Linked DNA regions of Homo sapiens: region 1 is linked to region 2. Evidence: chromatin loops called from intact Hi-C (ENCODE). Cell type or tissue: GM12878. All regions are shown on one strand. Each heading gives the region's core, and the rest is flanking DNA. Links, peaks and the distances in the headings are about the cores only. Region 1 has its middle 15 kb from the start of MIR6881. Region 2 holds the start of LOC124903530 (a long non-coding RNA gene).

Region 1 (2,908 bases), core at 146-2,645, 730 kb before region 2:
CCCTCACCTCTGTGCCATCCTGCCTCCTTCAGCAGTAGGGCTGGAGCGCATGGTGAGGGGCCAGTTCTACTTTCTGCCTCAGTCAGGATCGGTCCACTTGAGCGTGATATGTGGGGGCCGAGCCGGGAGGCGTTGGAGCTAGCCGAGGAGATGAGGCCAGCCCCCAAACACTTCCAGAACACTCTGAGCCTTCATGAAGGCTGCAGGAGGGAGCATGGCCTCTTGCCCACATTCTCCCCACCTGGGATCTTCTCTCTGGCGGCTGCCTCTGCCTCCCCATCAGCGCCAGAGCAGGACTGGCAGTGGCACCCCAGGCACCAGTGAGCAGGCTACAGGGTCCGTCCCCACCTAGGGCTGCATGGTCAGACCCCTTGAAGAGGGAATGGCAGAACCTCAAGACCTTGGGTGGAGGGCAGCCCAGGAGAGCCAGCCCCAGGCCATGCCATGGCTCCGTGGCTCATGTGGGCAGCCCCCCACTGGCCCTCACAGAGGCAGAGCTGAGTCAGCAGCCAGGGTCGGGGTGCCTCTGAGGCCCAGGCCTACTTCACTGGGAGGTGTCCCTGCACAGAAGTGAGAGGGCTCAGGAGGGGCCTGGCTCTCTGCCTCTGCTGCTTCAGGAAAAGTCCTGCTCCTTGGCTGAGCCCTCAGGGTCCTTCTCCAGCCCCCTGCCCACCGCCTGCCCTCCGGTCTCCTACACCCCCTCACACTCCAGTCAGTCATGTGGAAATGCTTGCAGTTCTCCACATGGGTTATTCCACTGCCTGCCTCCACGCCTCTGACCACGCAGCTCCTTCTTTTCCAGCTAACTCCCACTTGTCCGCAAAGACAATTCAAGAGTCCCTTGGAGCAGCCTGTTCGCACCTATGCACTCACACAGCACCTTGTTTGTTTAGACCCGCCCAGTGCCTCACAGCAACCCCATCTGGGTTCACTGTCAGAGCTCTGAGCCCACGGGGCTACTCGTCCCAAAGGCATACAGCATGTCCCAACATCTGACTTCGAAGCTGGGACAGGCCTGGCTCCGGGAGGGACAGAGGCTTCTACCTGGGGTAGCTGAGCTGTCCAAAGAAGTTTCAGCCATGTCGAGCCCCTGGCGTTGCCGAAATCCCCCACCCCACGGTGCCACAGCACCAGGGCAGCCCCTAGGAAAAGCCAGCCCCTCAGAGGCCCTGTGCTAAAGACCAGAAATTGCCCCTGGGTCTCCGCAGGAGTTCTGCAATGGGGAAGTGAGCCCTCCTGAGGCCTGGCTGGCAGGAGGCTCTTCAAGGCCAGCATCATGTGGACTTCCCCCAACCACTCGCGTTTCTGCACAGCAGCCACGGAGACCTGGGGGCTGCTGAAAAACGAGATCAGAAGGCAACGTCAGCCTGAGTGGGCTGAAACCTGAGATGAGGAAATGAGAAGACGTCAGGGGGCTGGAGGACATGGGTTTGAGGACAGCCAGCACCCAGCACTGCAGCTGAGGCCTCCTGAGGGAGCCAGAGGGAAAGCAAGTCCCCTCCCTGCGGCCTGAGTCTCTGCCAGTGCCCAGCACTCCCAAAGGATCCACCCCAACCTGAGAGACCCCAAAGACATTGGAGCAGCCCCAGACACCTCCTCCCAGGGCCACAAAGGCCCCTGACAAGCCCACAGCAGTCCAAGGCCTCCAACTGGAGTCATCTTTGGTAAATCTGGGGCCCATCAGCACCCACTGCCCTTCCTGGTGCCCTAAGCATGCTGGCAGGGGGACTGGAAACTGCATCCCAGTTTGCAGTGGGTGTATGTCTCATACACCCACAATACCTGATGTGGGCGTGACTCACCTTGGGGACCTGTGAGTCAATAAGGGTGTATGAGTAAGGGGCAGAGCATTTCAACTTAGTCCCATAGCACATGAGCTCACTAAGCAAACATTACCTATGTCTAGATTTGGGGCCAGTCACTACCCACTGGAGGCTGTGGGCTCCAAGGTATGGCAGCAGGGGAGGCCAGCCAGGCTCTGCCCAGCTTGCCCCTCCTTGTGAGGACGGACCCAGCCAGGCCTCCCGCATCCGCCCTTAGACTGGGGGACCCTGGGTGGGGGTAGAAAGGGGGACTGAAAGTGGTGTCTGGAGTTAAGCCCATCTCCTCATCCCCCACCATGGGGATCAAGATGGGGGCTAAGAGTCACCCCACCACCACCCCAACCCACTCTGAACGCAAAACAGAAGGGGACAAGCAAAACAGAACTGAAACTGGGCAAAGGAGAAACAGGTCTGGGCCCGCCCCAGGGACCTCTGTATCTCACCCCTTACCCATACACATCCTGACCAGGGCCTCTCCCCCAGCCTGGGAAAACCTTTCAAGCTTGGCCCTCTCTCACCTGGGCTCTCTCAGCCTCCTGCCCTCCCCCATCTTCCCTGCTCCCAGCCTCATGCTGCCCCAGGCCTCACCCCATCAGAGCTAAAAGGACCCCAGGCTGGGCATCTGTAGATCAGGGATCTGGTCTCCCTCTGCCACTACCTTTTGGGATGACCTTTGGGAAGTCATTCCCTTCTCTGAGCCACAGTTTCCTCATCTGGCCTGGGCTGTGGGCATAGAATCTGCAGGTGAGGGCTCTAATGGGTGAGTTTCAGGCCAGGCTGAGACTTTTCACATTATAACACTGAGGCACCCAGCACCTTGACTACCACTCATCCTGGGGACTTGGGAAGGGACAGAGGCTGGGATTGGACAGTAACAGCCAAGACCTTCCCAGGGCACAAACGCTGCCTCCCTGAAGCCTGCCCTGACTGTCCATGCAGGTCACTCCCATCACTTCACCTCCTCCTTCCCTCCACTCAGCACCAGCCACCACTGGGTCACATCTATGTCCCTTTGGCTCTGCAAGAGCAGCCTGGACCCCTGCATCCCCTACCCCAGCACAGGCCTGACACCAAGCAGGGGCTCA
Region 2 (2,908 bases), core at 129-2,628:
CTGCAGCATGAGAAGGCATGTCCAACTGAGCAAGCACATTTCAAAACTTCTCATGTCAGGTTCACAAGTTTCCTACTGGCCAAAGCAAGTCACATGGCCAAACACAAAATCAAAAGGTGGGAAAGTATTCTCTGTCCACCATGGCAAGGATGTGGGTGGATAATTATATTACAAGGGACAAATAATTCAATCTTTCACAGTCTTTGGGGATCCAGGGCACTGCCTTTGTTCATGCCCCAGCACTTCTCATCAAGACAAAAGAACATCCTGCTAGGAGACTTTCCTGCCACTAGCAGAGCCCCTTCAAACCTAGTGGCAGCTAGAGTGATTTTTTTTTTTTTTTTAACTAGCTCTCCTCTAGTTTTGTCTGTTTGTGTGTATGGTAAAAAAATGCATAAGATAAAATTTACCATCTTTTTTTTTTGAGACAGAGTTTTGTCTTGTTGCACAGGGTGGAGTGCAATGGTGCATTCTTGGCTCACTGCAACCTACGCCTCCCAGGTTCAAGCTATTTTCCTGCCTCAGCCTCCCGAGTAGCTGGGATTACAGGCATGCGCCACCACGCCCAGCTAATTTTTGTATTTTTAGTTGAGACAGGGTTTCACCATGTTAGCCAGGCTGGTCTCAAACTTCTGACCTCAGGTGATTCACCAGCCTCAGCTCCCAAAGTGCTGGGATTATAGGCGTGAGCCACCACACCCATGCCTGGCTCCCCTTTCCTTTTTTTTGTTGTTTTTTTTTTTTGTTTTTTTTGCATAGAGTCTCACCCTGTTGTCCAGACTGGAGTACAGTGGTGTGAACTCGGCTCACTGCAACCTCTGCCTCCTGGGTTCAAGCAATTCTCCTGCGTCAGCCACCTGAGCAGCTGGGACTACAGCCGTGTACCACCACACCTGGCTAATTTTCGTATTTTTAGTAGAGACAGGGTTTCACCATGTTGGCCAGGCTAGTCTCGAACTCCTGACATCAAGTGATCCACCTGGCTTGGTCTCCCAAAGTGCTGGGATTACAGACGTGAGCCACTGTGCCTGGCCAAAATTTACCATCTTAACCATTTCTAAGTATAGAGTTAAGTACCGTTAGTTAAATTCGCATTGTTATGGAAGAGCTCTCCGGAATTTTTTTAGCTTGCAAAAGTGAAACTATACCCATGAAACTAACACCTCTGTATTTCCCTCTCCCCAGCCCCTGACAACCACTATTCTACTTTCTGTTTCTATGAATTTGACTACTATAGACAACTCATGTAAGTAGAATCACATAGTATCTGTGTTTTGGGGACTGGCTTATTTCACTTAATAAGATGTTCTCAAGGTTCAACCATGTTGTAGCATGTGTCAGAATTTCCTTCCTTTTTAAGGCTCAATAATATTCCGTTGTATGTATATACCTCATTTTCTTTATCCATTTGTCAGTGGACACTTGGGTTGCTTTTGACCTCTTGGCTATTACAACTAGTGCTGCTGTAAGCATAGTGTGGAAATATCTCCTTGAGATCCTGTTTTCAATTATTTTGGCTGTAAAACCAGAAGTGAGATGGTTGGGTCATAGGATAGTTCTATTTTTAGTGTTTTAGGAACTTCCATATTGTTTCCCATAGTAGCTGCCCCATTTTACATTCCCACCAGCAGTGCAGAAGCATTCCAGTTTTCACACATTATTGCCAACACTTGTTATTTTCTGTTATTTTGATACTAATTATCCTAATACGTGTGTTTTTTTTCTTTTTTATTTTGGAGACAAGAGTTTTGCTCTTGTCTCCCAGGCTGAAGTGCAGTGACGCAATCTCAGCTTACTGCAACCTCTGCCTCCTGGGTTCAAGTGATTCTCCTGTCTCAGCCTCCTAAGTAGCTGGAATTACAGGTGCCTGCCACCACAACTGGCTAATTTTTTGTATTTTTAGTAGAGACAGGGGTTTTACCATGTTGGCCAGGCTGGTCTCGAACTCCTGACCTCAGGTGATCCACCTGCCTCAGCCTCCCAAAGTGCTGGGATTACAGGCGTGAGCCACAATGCCGGGCCTCAATTTTTTAATTAAATTTTTTATTTTGAGATAATTATAGATTCACATGCATTATAAGAAATAATATAGACAGATTCCATGTACTCTTCACCTGGTTTCCTTCTCATTTCCTCAGTGGCAACATCTTGCACAATAGTACAATATCCACAGCCAGGAAATTGATATTGATACAATCCATAGATCTTGTTCAGATTTCAGCAGCTTACATATTCAGAGTGACATTTTAAACAAGCAAATCTGATCCTATCACTTACCTGCTTAAAACTTTTCCAAGGATGTTCATTACATAATTGTTTGAACTGGTTTATTTTTGAGACGGAGTCTCGCTCTATTGACCAGGCTGGAGTGCAGTGGTGTGATCTCGGCTCACTGCAAGCTCCACCTCTGGGTTCATGCCATTCTCCTGCCTCAGCCTCCCAAGTAGCTGGGACTACTGGCGCCCACCACCATGCCCGGCTAATTTTTGTATTTTTAGTAGAGACGGGGTTTCACCGTGTTAGCCAGGATGGTCTCGATCTCCTGACCTTGTGATCCGCCCGCCTCACCCTCCGAAAGTGCTGGGATTACAGGCGTGAACCACCGCGCTGGGCCTGAACTTGTTAAAAAATGAGAACCAACCTAAATGTCCAGCAGCAGCAGGATGGTTGAATAGATTACATTGCGTCCATATAATAGGCACACAATCCAGCCAGGAAAACTTGGAGCAGTCGTATGTACGCTGATATGGGCTGGGTTCCATGGTCTATTCTTTTCCTACGGAAAAAAGCCAGGTACAGGATTGTGAATACCTGGCCGGGCACGGTGGTGCACGCCGTAATCCCAGCATTTTGGGAGGCTGAGGCGAGTGGATCACCTGAGGTCAGGAGTTTGAGACCAGCCTGACTA

Evidence for each region. Hi-C counts contacts between places; a loop is a spot of excess contacts. Peaks named below come from ENCODE experiments on the same cell type or tissue, not always from the same donor. Only the 100,000 strongest peaks of a DNase experiment are listed, where the experiment ranks them.
Region 1: it touches region 2 in a loop (6-fold over the local background); 1 of 110 quality-filtered maps calls a loop at or near these places.

What each region holds. Positions count from the first base shown.
Region 1 is chr15:74,395,320-74,398,227 of GRCh38, forward strand. No RefSeq gene overlaps it. Among named protein-coding and RNA genes, the nearest start is that of MIR6881, 15 kb to the right of the region's middle. RefSeq lists enhancers at 942-1,011, 1,032-1,101, 1,152-1,501, 1,183-2,382, 1,552-1,751 and 3 more. In GM12878, for the core only: no CTCF peak of the experiment used is centred there; DNase peaks (open chromatin) are centred at 1,322 and 2,222; H3K4me3 peaks cover 1,690 bases; H3K27ac peaks cover 2,500 bases.
Region 2 is chr15:75,129,941-75,132,848 of GRCh38, forward strand. It overlaps LOC124903530 (a long non-coding RNA gene), which reads left to right and starts at 996. Exons shown (of 2, transcript XR_007064721.1): 1 at 996-1,246. RefSeq lists enhancers at 796-985, 1,026-1,085, 1,256-1,505. In GM12878, for the core only: no CTCF peak of the experiment used is centred there; DNase peaks (open chromatin) are centred at 826 and 1,151; H3K4me3 peaks cover 749 bases; H3K27ac peaks cover 2,229 bases.